Linked DNA regions of Homo sapiens: region 1 is linked to region 2. Evidence: read pairs that join two places in POLR2A ChIA-PET (ENCODE). Cell type or tissue: endothelial cell of umbilical vein. All regions are shown on one strand. Each heading gives the region's core, and the rest is flanking DNA. Links, peaks and the distances in the headings are about the cores only. Region 1 has its middle 8.2 kb from the start of HMGCS2. Region 2 overlaps ZNF697 (zinc finger protein 697).

The links. ChIA-PET counts read pairs that join two places held together with the same protein. Peaks named below come from ENCODE experiments on the same cell type or tissue, not always from the same donor. Only the 100,000 strongest peaks of a DNase experiment are listed, where the experiment ranks them.
Region 1: POLR2A ChIA-PET joins it to region 2 with 5 read pairs; 2 of 35 experiments call an interaction of 5 or more read pairs at or near these places.

Annotation. Positions count from the first base shown.
Region 1 is chr1:119,774,380-119,779,756 of GRCh38, reverse strand. No RefSeq gene overlaps it. Among named protein-coding and RNA genes, the nearest start is that of HMGCS2, 8.2 kb to the right of the region's middle. In endothelial cell of umbilical vein, for the core only: no CTCF peak of the experiment used is centred there; no DNase peak of the experiment used is centred there.
Region 2 is chr1:119,630,474-119,635,850 of GRCh38, reverse strand. The region is part of intron 1 of ZNF697 (zinc finger protein 697); the gene reads left to right. Among named protein-coding and RNA genes, the nearest start is that of ZNF697, 15 kb to the left of the region's middle. RefSeq lists silencers at 1-51, 4,124-4,283, 4,374-4,423. In endothelial cell of umbilical vein, for the core only: no CTCF peak of the experiment used is centred there; DNase peaks (open chromatin) are centred at 1,720, 2,840 and 4,080; H3K27ac peaks cover 2,702 bases.

The DNA.
Region 1 (5,377 bases), core at 255-5,254, 140 kb before region 2:
TATGTGGGGATTCAGAGATTTGAAAACTATGCCACCACCATCTTCCCAGAATCTATAAGATGGATGACTTATAGATTCGTTCTAAGGTTTGTTCCTGTTCTGAAATTGTCTAGGTTCAAATCTCTGAAAACTCTTTTTGTGAAACAGTGAGTTGGACCTAGAGCTATAGCTGGCCTCTCATGAGGCCCCCGAAGGCCTCCTGGGGGTCAGGGCTGGAGTACTACTGATCTTTCATAGAAAACGCCTTTTGTTAAATTTTTGTAGAAGGTACTTCTCCTTAGCTATCAGCTCTCTGGGGTTCTACAGTTTCCACCATTAAACTTCATGCCCTTCTGCCTGCTTCACACAGCCTCTGATGTTCTCTTGACTTTCTAGTCACTGTTTAACTCAGCAGATGCCAAAGTAATGTAAAACAAAAACAAAACAGGTTTTAAAGTCTTTAGCTCCAGAACAACCATTTTTCTGGAATTGTCTCCTCCAAAAAAGAAGGTTCCAAGACTCAGGGTCAGGAAATTTCTCCTCGACTTAGTGTCAGTTTCTCACTTTGCAAATTAAAAAAAAAGGGGGGTTGTGCCAGAATCATGGTGTGTTTTCTGTTTGCTTATTTACATTTTTCTGAAATGAGTTTTGTCTTTATATTGAGAAGGGAACAATCAAGGAAACTTGCTCTGTGGGAAAAAAATTCACGTTTGCTGTCCAGATGTTTTTACTAAGAATTCCAGGCCGGGCGCGGTGGCTCTCGCCTGTAATCCCAGCACTTTGGGAGGCCGAGTCCGGCGGCTCACAAGGTCAGGAGATCTAGACCATCCTGGCTAACATGGTGAAACCCCATCTCTACTAAAAATACAAAAAATTAGCCGGGCGTCGTGGCGGGCGCCTATAGTCCCAGCTACTCGGGAGGCTGAGGCAGGAGAATGGCGTGAACCCGGGAGGCGGAGCTTGCAGTGAGCCGAGATCGCGCCACTGCACTCCAGCCTGGGCGACAGAGCGAGACTCCGTCTCAAAAAATAAAAATAAATAATAATAATAATTCCAGATATTTTACAATAATTTTCAGGCACAAGAGTTTTCACGAGAGTAGGAGTCCGGAGTCCCTGGCACCACCACTTAACCAGCTACGTGCACTTGAACAAAGCACTTCATTTCTGAGGCTGTGTGCTCTGTCCAGTGGCTTTAATACTTGACTTTTCCTCCAGATCGCGTCTCCCCATAACCAAACATGTCCTGAGTTCAAAAGGAAGGGGAAAAGAAACACCAATAAGCACACACAAAATTTATGTTTTATCACTGTACTATCAAATCATACAGCCATGGATATAAAATTTATGTTTTTATGATTATTTATTTTTCCATTTCCAGTTCCCTCCCCGAATCCACTGTGGCAACTATTCTTGTTTTTAATCTGTTTTTGTGAAACGCATATTTTTGTTTTGTGGGTCTTTATTTTAAACTTATATAAATGTTACTTTGCATTACTTTAGCACTGCCTTTAAGATGCATCCATGCTATCATTTGTACATTTAATGTGCTTTTTCTAACAATTTCACAGCACTTTGTGTCATATCTCCAACCACATTTTACCCATCTCTCCCCAAAGATGGACACCCAATTACCCTCAACTCCTTGTTTGAGCTCGATTTTATTTTTCTCTACATCATGTATTAAATAATCCATTTGATTTTCTGCCAATTGACCTGGGGTATGATATTTGTCATTAAAATGTCCATCTATACATGAATTTCCTTTTGATCTCTCCGTTCTACTCCAATGGTCTTTTTTTTTTTTTTTTTTTTTTTTTTTTGTGGAGGTGGGGACAAGGTCTGGCACTGTCACCCAGGCTGGAGTGCAGTGGCACTATCATGGCTCACTGAAACCCCCGACTACCAGGTTTAAGCGATTCTTATGCCTCAGCCTCCCCAGTAGCTGGGATTACAAGCACCCACCACCACACTGGGCTACTTTTGAATTGTTAGTAGAGCTAGGGTTTCTCCATGTTGGCCAGGCTGGTCTCAAATTGCTGGCCTCAAGTGATCCACCTGCCTGGGCCTCCAAAAGTGCTGGGATTACAGGCATGAGCCACTGCACCCGGCCTAATGATATATTTTTTCTTGCACCAAAACCACACTGTTTCTATTACTAGAGATTTGTACTAAGTTACAGTGACTGGTAAAAGAAATCTCCCTCATTATTCTTATTTTTCAATTTTAACTTAGTTATTTCTGAATATTTATTATTTCTTTTCAGTGTAGTTCAGAATAATAATTCAAGTTCCTCAAAAAATCCAACTAGAATTTGTATGGGGATTGCATTGAATTTTTGGATTAATTCGGGAAAAACAAATACCTTTATAATAGTAAATTGTGTCATCCAAGAGCACAGAATATTTTTCTATTATTTTAAAATCAGCTGGGCATGGTGGCTCATGCCTATAGTCCCAGCACTTTAGGAGGCCGAGGTGAGAGGATCGCTTTAGCCCAGGAATTCGAGACCAGCCTGGACAACATAGGAAAATATGTTGCCCTACAAAAAAATAAAATAAAATAAATAAGTAAAATTATTTTCTCTACAAAAAAAATAAAATAAATAAGTAAAATTCTTTTCTATATTATCTGTTCAAGTTGTAAAAGTTTTTCATAGAGATCTTTTATAACCTTGGTTAAAATAATTTCTAGACACTAGTTTTTGTTGTTATTGCGAATTGCTCTTGTTGGTTCATTTTTTCATCAAATTTTCTAGTTGATTAATGCAAATGTAAGGAAATCCTACTGATTTTTATAAACTGATGTTGTCTGTTGGAACTTTGTTGCATCAGCAATACATTTACCAAAGTATTTGATCAGCTATGCTTTTTCTGTACTTAGTACTGCATCCTCCTGAATTTGTTTTTCTCTACAAATGTAAAGAGATTTAGCTTCTTCCTCCGATTCTGTTTCCATTACGGGTCTTTGAGTGCCTGAGGACATATTTGTTATGCCCCTATGTTTGAATGACAATTTCATGTGTCATCTTCATCAGTTCTTTAAATATATTACTTCATTGTCTAATTGAGTCCAGTGTTGCTGATGTGTAGTACAATGCCACCTGACTTTTTTCTTTTTAGGTGATCTTTCTCTCTAGCAGCGTTTAGAATGTCCTGTTTGTCTTTGTGTACTCTAGGTCCATTTTCTCCTGAACTCTCTTGTTTGTTCCTTGATGAGCTTTTTTTTTTTTTTTTTTTTTTTTTTTTTTTTTTTTTTTTTTCTGTTGAGACTGAGTCTTGTTCTGTCACCCAGGCTGGAGTGCAGTGGCGTGATCTCAGCTCACTGCAACCTCCGCCTCCGAGGTTCCAGCGATTCTCTTGCCTCAGCCTCCCAAGTAGCTGGGATTACAGGCACGCCCCACGACACACGGGTGTTTCTTGTATTTTTAGTAGCGCAGGGTTTCTCCATGTTGCCCACGCTTGTCTCGAACTCCTGGCCTCAAGTGATCTGCCCACCTCAGCCTCCCAAAGTGCTGGGATTACAAGCATGAGCCACTGTGCCCAGCCTTTTTTTTTTCTTTTTCTTTTTTTAAATGAGATGTGTCATCTTTCCTTAAAAATGGAAATACGTCTTTATTAGTTCTAATTTTTCCTATGTGGGGATCCCGTTATTCAAATAGTCTTGCTACTTTTATTTCTAGTCTCCCAACATCTTAGCACTTTTCTAAATGTTTTCTCTCTTTGCTCTTTCCTTTTTTGTGAGAGTTCCCCAATCAAATATGCCTCCTCACTAAAAATATGCCTCCTCATTAATTATTTTTAGTTACATCCATCCTGTAATATTTCTCATTTAGCATATTCTTTATTTCAACATTATATTTAAGTATTTATACATGTAATTCTTAGTTATGATTTCTTTTTAGTGCACTATAGTAGGAAATCTTTCTTTGTGTCCTTGAGTACATGTACTAGATTATTCTACATTCTTGGTCTGTTTCAGGTGGTGCCTGTTGTTCAGGGTGCTGTCTTCCTTTTCCAATCCCCAGGTGTCTGATTATGTTGGTGTGTGAGTTCATGTTCCTTGGTGGTCATGGCTGGTGCTTCTGGGGAAGCACAGAAGGCCTGGTCCCAGCCTATGTCCCTCCAGGCATATGTAAGGTGAGGGACGGGGAGGAACCCCACAGTGGAGAGCCCTAGACATGGCAGAAGACCATCCCTGTTTGCTGCCTCTTCACCTGGAGACTCCTGTGACCAAGGTTTCACATTTAAGCTGCTAGAAGGCAAGAGCACCAGGAGGAAATTATTGCTGGGACACCCATCTGGGGGTTGGAAATGGAGGTTTGTTGGAGTGATTGTCAGAGTGTGATTGCTCAGTCCGAAACTCTTGTCATCAAAGAGGCCCCACGGTAGGGCTTTTACAATGTTCCTCCTCTCACTGCCACCCCCCTACCCCGCCCAGCCATCCTCCACCTCAGGCTCCAGCCCTTCCTATCCCCAGCTCTGCCTCTGACCTTTACACATCCAACTCCTCAGAGATTTTGTGGCAAGTCAGGTCTCACTAATGCAGGTCTCAGTAACAACTGTTTCAGTACTGACTGAGTGGTTAAGTTAAATATTAAAAGCTGATTAAGCCAGTGCCCTTATACAAAGGCTAGATTGTATCAAAAGCCCACCAAGAGTTTTGCCCAGGCCTCTCCTGGGCCTTGAAGCATTACAAGATAACCAAGGAATTCTTAACAGGACCCGTTTAGAATTAAACAAGTTTTATTGGGGGTCTGAAAAAAACTTCCCAGGCCTCCACAAACAAGTTTATTGGGAGTCTGAAGGAACTCCCCAAATCTCCATGATTTAGCAGGAGACGAGATAAGGTTAATCACCCCAGCACCTGGACCCATTTAGATTAAGTAAATTTACGAGGCTCCTGAGGAAGGTCTTTAGGACTGAGACCTTAGTTATAGATTAGAAGAAGTTAATCACTGATGTCTTTAGATGAATGCACACTTACACGTTGACATATAGCTTAGAAGGTATATAAGCCCTGGAAAATTTTGTAATTTTGAGCTGGTCTGGCAATATTTTCCCGGCCTTCTCCCTGTACCTGGTTATAGAAATAAACTCTCTTCTTTCCCAGTTCACCAGCATCTCGTTATTGGGCCACAAGAATAAACAACCCAACCTTCGGTTTGGTCCAGGAACAATTTCTGTCAGATTTTTTTATAAATTGTTTTTCAAATTAATACTTCCTTTTTTTTAAGTGCCTTTCAGTTTGATTTTGGAAGAAGCACTCCACAGCCTATGACAGTTTGCCATATTGCCAGGTAGAAAAGTGATGACATGATAAAATGTTATGCAAATATAAAATATGATAAGAACTAGGACAAATACTTGATAATTATCTATCAATAAACTTCTAGTGCT
Region 2 (5,377 bases), core at 330-5,329:
TGAGCACTGTCTGACAACACTATCTAAATTTAAAAGTTCTCAGTTTGGGCTAGTAAAGTACTGTTCCTGTCAGAGTTCATCTCATGGAGATCACATTTTCATAAATCACTACTGTGTTATCTTCCTTTTCATCTGTACATGATCTTCCATTTTTCATCCCCTTAGAAGGTGATTCTAGGGAGGACCAATAATTGATGTACTTAATCTACTGGACACTCACATCCTTTCATTAGTTTGTCTGTCCTGGGGATAAAGCATTCCCCTAATAGAATTGTCACAACTAGGACCCCTAATCCAGTTTATTCCTTCTTGGTTTGGAGTGTAGAGTTGCTGCATTAATGGTGGAAATAAACAAGTTCTGGTGGGCAGGATCATTTTTTAGTTGTTTGGAAATATAAAAGTAGATGAAAATGGAAACAGAATCTGATTCTATTTTGAACATAACAGCTATTCCTTTATCTCATTTTTAAAAAGAGCAAAAAGCATCAAACTTAAGTTTCTATTAGTATCTTTGCTCCACTGCCCCTTCTCCCACTTCCCATGAGCTCTGTTCAGTATTAAGCCTTGTAACCACTCTTGTTCTGGCATGATTTATAAAAGCAGGCTATTCCTTTTATGGAAATCACTGATATTTTATTATGTTCTGGCCAAAACTTAAATGAACATAAATAACCCAAAATTTCAGAAAAAAATATAATTATCCATTTCAAAACTTTTTATAAGCTTTCTAGTAAATATATAAAAGTAGATAAAGTAGTGTAATAAGCCTATATATACCACCATCCAGCTTCAACAGTGGTCAATATATGACCAATATTGTTTCATCTGTACCCCAGCCCCTTCCCCTTTGTCCGGGAGTTATGTTGAAGCAAATTCTAGACATATCATTTCACTTGTAAATATTTCATTATATATCTCTTAAAGATATAAGAACTCTTTGTACACTTAATCTCAGTACCAACACCTGACAAAATGAAGTTCCTTGATATCAAATATCTAATTAGTATTCACAGTTCCTCCGTTGTCTTATAATTTGTTTCTGTAATTTGTAAGTTTGAGTTGGCATTCAAATAAGGTCAGTATATTGGGGTTGGTTGATATTGTTTATGTTTTTTGACCTACAGGTCTCTCTACTTTCCCCTTTCTTTGCCATTTTTGTCACTGTTGCATTGTTATTGAAGAAAGTGGATCATGTGTGTTACATTCTTTCCTATGATCTGGTTTTTGCTGATAATCTGTTATTTTTAAGGAAATAAGAGTAACAGGTATGTAATTATTTCAAACCTGTTTTTAAGTGTATGCAAATGTTTTACTTCATGCTGAAAACTAGCTGTGGAAGTTAACACTTAATTAGGCAGGAAAATTCAGGCATCAGGTGACTTCTTTACATTTTTATTCCTGTTTTTTCTTTTTGGAAGATATCTTGGCAGATTATAGGGAGAGGTGTCACTTACCCACTGCTGAAATGCACTGGGCTGGAACACGCCAGCCATTCTTCATCAACAACACCAAACAGTTATTTTGGGCAAAGAATTAGAAGAGCGGTTGTTTTGTTGTTGTTGAATATACAGTGGGAAGCTGGGGTGATTGAATGTGTGCCTCAAGTCCTTTGGCCCCAACACCCCTCTCTCCTTATTTGCTATGATAAGCATTCTCTTGAGGGCTATTCATTACAGTGGAAATATGATCACAGAATCATCTGGGTTGGAAAAGACTTCCTGAGGTCACCTGGCCCCATCTGGCAACGTTAATATGGGATTCCAGCATCAACTTTCCCAGAACAAGGCTGTCTGTTAACAACTCACATAGCTCACATAAACCCCTGGTGCAGTCTTAACCTGTTTTCTCTTTTGTCCTTCAGTGAAATAGATGATTAAATTGCATGTCTTTCTGCTGTAGGAGTGTTACACAACTAGGACCCCAATCCAGATAACACACACATGTGGCTGTGTAGATCTTTAAGATTAATCTTGATTTTTCCCTGCCATCCTCTATAGCACATATACCCTGAGACTCTATTCAACTATCTGTATGTAGTAATGATTTTCATGAAAAATGTTTAAATGCGTAAATATGATGCAATTACTGCAGACTACACCTTTAAGCTACAGTATGTATGATGGTTAATTTTATGTGTCAATTTGGCTGGGCCACAGAATGCCAAGATTTGTGGTCAAACATTATTCTGGGTGTTTTGTGAGTATGTTTTTTAGATGAGGATAACATATAAATCAGTGGACTTCGAGTACATTGCCCACCATAATGTGGGTGGGCCTCATCCAATCAGCTGAAACCTGAATAGAACAAACAGACTGATCTTCAGAGGAATCTTCTGCATCTGCTCTCTTGGGTCTCCAGCCTGTCAGCTGACCCTACAGATTTTGGACTTGCCAGACCCCATAATGGCATGAGCCAGTTCTTTATGATAAATCAATCTCTCTCTCTCTCTCTCTCTATACACACACACACACACACACACACACACACACACACATCCTATTGGTTCTCTTAGGAGGACCCTGATTAATCAGTGTGCAAAAACAAAAAGAAAAGACAAGTATATGTCCTCAATTTATCTGGCTATTTTTTGAAGATGTGTTTTATATTAAAGAGATGCAAAGATCACTGGAGACACCATCCGCAAAATTGAGAGTCTGGCCACAACTCTTCTAGTAAAACCTGACTTTCAGTCACTTTCCCTTTCTAGCCTTAGTTTCATCTCTGTAAAAGAAGGTTAAACGAAGGGATTTCCAAGGTCTGTGATTTCCTGAAATGCAAACATGGAACATTTGAGCCAGCTGCTGAGAAAGTGTCTAGAGATAATAATTCTGAGGGCTGCCCAAAGTTTCTCTTACTAAACAAAACAACTGAGGGTGTAAAACAGTAGTGGTGGTGGAGCACAGGGAATAAAAAACCATCAACAGAAGGATTTCCTGTATATAAGGAAAATATACAGGAAAATGGATCACCCTGATTTATGTCGCGGAAGATTCTAATCAGTTAAATGTAAAATATGGATAGTAAATGCCAACGGGAAAACCTGTAGCTTTTGTGACTTCTCAGCTGAGGGCAGATAGTCTAACTTTGAGGGCACTTAGGATCTGTGTCTGCGTTGCACTAATTCTTATTTCGTGCAGGAGGAATAGGGTGGTGGTGGAGGATTGGCATTTGTGATAAGCTGAGGCTGTCAAGCCAAACTGAGGGGCCCTAGCCCAACCGATGGACAGGAAATGTCTGACCCCAAGGGCATTTGTGCTATTCCTGATCACAGAGATTGGAAGGAGCCTCAAACTGGTGCTGACCCATGGGGATGTAGGTTGGTTTCTCTGTTGCCTTGGTTTTGAGCCTTTTTGTTTTTCCACCTTGGGCTTCCCTCTCCAGGTAAAAAAAGCAGTAACCACAAGGCAGAAACCATATTATTTTAGCTCCTCTTGTCTGGAGAGCGGGCAACACTTAGGTGCAGTAATCTTTTGGCTGTCCCTGTCTGGAATTAATGTTCACCCTCACGCAGCAGTCTGCCACTTGGGTGGCTGGCATTTTGGGTTGGGCAGTCTGGGTTTGTGCCTGGCCAAGCCAGCTGAGGGGAAGTTCGCCTGCCACGTTTGGTTGTGGACACATTCTGTGTAAGGTGCTTACCCCTTGCTCAGTAGAGGCATCCCCTGCAAATATGGCGAGGTGGCTTTCTTTGCCCTTTGGGTTCCTTTTGACCATAAACTTAGCAGTGAGGAGGCAGGACCTTGATGGTCATATCCCCCGAGAGGCTAGCTGACTTTTTACCCAGTTGGTGCTGAAGATGGACAAATGATTAACCCCCTGGAATCTCTGGTTAGACCCCAGTTGTGGTCATGAGTTCAGCCTTTTGAACCGCAGGCTGAAATTGTTTTTCCAGCGCTCTACCCAATCGGGTGTCCCCGCCTGGACTCTGCTATGGAAGCGCTCCCTTGGGAAATAGTGGTGGGCAGGGGGGCGTGGGAAGAGGAGGGAGGAAGCCTCCAGCTGCTGCTGGCCGGCCCTGCGTTCCTCTGAGGAGGTAGGGAAGGGACCCTCGAGATGAGTGGGAGACAGGAAAGGAGCTGCAGTCTGGAGGCCCGAGTGGGAGCCGCTCCTGGCCCGCCGCCCGCCGGGCCGCTTCCTTCCCCTGACATGACAGCCCTGCCGGCCTGGCTCCCCGCCACCTGGCAGCGGCCGCCGCGGCACATGACTCCTCCGCCCTCTGCCCTGGGGGCTGGCGGGGCCCAGGCGGGGCCCAAGCGGGGCCCAAGCGGGGGCTGGGAGTGATCTGCTCTGGAACTGGCCGTCCCTGCTGGTCGGGGCTGCCAGGTGCGGCCCGCGCTGCTTCGCTGGGAACTGGCCTTCCTCTTCCAGTCCTAACGCGCTTGGCCATTTGTCCCTTCTAGGAGCCAGCGGAGGGGAACACCTGCTGTCTCTACCTGAGAGAGACGCCGCCTGGGGTTCACCTTCCCTGGCCTCAGTGTTCTTTACACGTCAAACGGGTCACCCTGATTTACCTCTCAGTTACTGGAGTCAAAGGAGATGGACCCGCTGCAGTGCATAGGAAGGTGCTTAGGTCCGCTCCAAGGAGACACCGCCTCCGCGGTGCCATCCACGCCAGGGGCCGCGTGACAGCTTGGGGTCCGCGCAGAAGGCTGCCTCAGCGAGGCGGCAGCTGCGCCCCTGCTTTATCTTTTAGAGGCTGGGAGACTTGGTGCTATTTCTGGCCTTGGTTTCTATGTAAAATCCAGGTTGGTGGGGGAGTTGTGTACACTCCTCTGCCCTAACCTCTTCATAGGAAGTTAGGTTAAATCCACAAAGTGGTGGGGACCTTGTTCAATAGGGATAGATTTCACAGGTAGCCCCAAAGTGGGGGATTTGGCGAATGTGCCAATAAACTTGGTTTAAATTCTAATTCTGGCTCTGCTACTGGCTTCAGTTACCCTCCCCGATCTTCCCACCTCATTCCCTCCCTTCCTCTTTTTTTTTTGAGATGGGGTCTTGCCCTGTTTCTCAGGCTGGAGTGCGGGGGAAGGTGGGGTCAGTCTTGGCTCACTGCAGCCTGGAACTCCTGGGCTCCAGTGATCCTCCTGCCTCAGCCTCCCAAGTAGCTGGGACTAAAGACATGTGCCACCACACCCAGCTATTTTGTAAAAAGTTTTTGTAGAGAAGGGATCTTGCTCTGTTGCCCAGGCTGGAGTCTTTTTCTCTTTTTAGAGACACTTTATCACATTCACCTCTGCTCTGTAGCAGTGTCTTCAAAGTGATCTTTCTTTCAAGTGGGGTTGAGTTTGTCTAGAAGGCTCTTGAGCATTTTCCCAGTGATAGGGTGATAGGCCTTACTTTTTTGAAATTGGGGTAGGGGAAAGAGACATGAAAATATCAC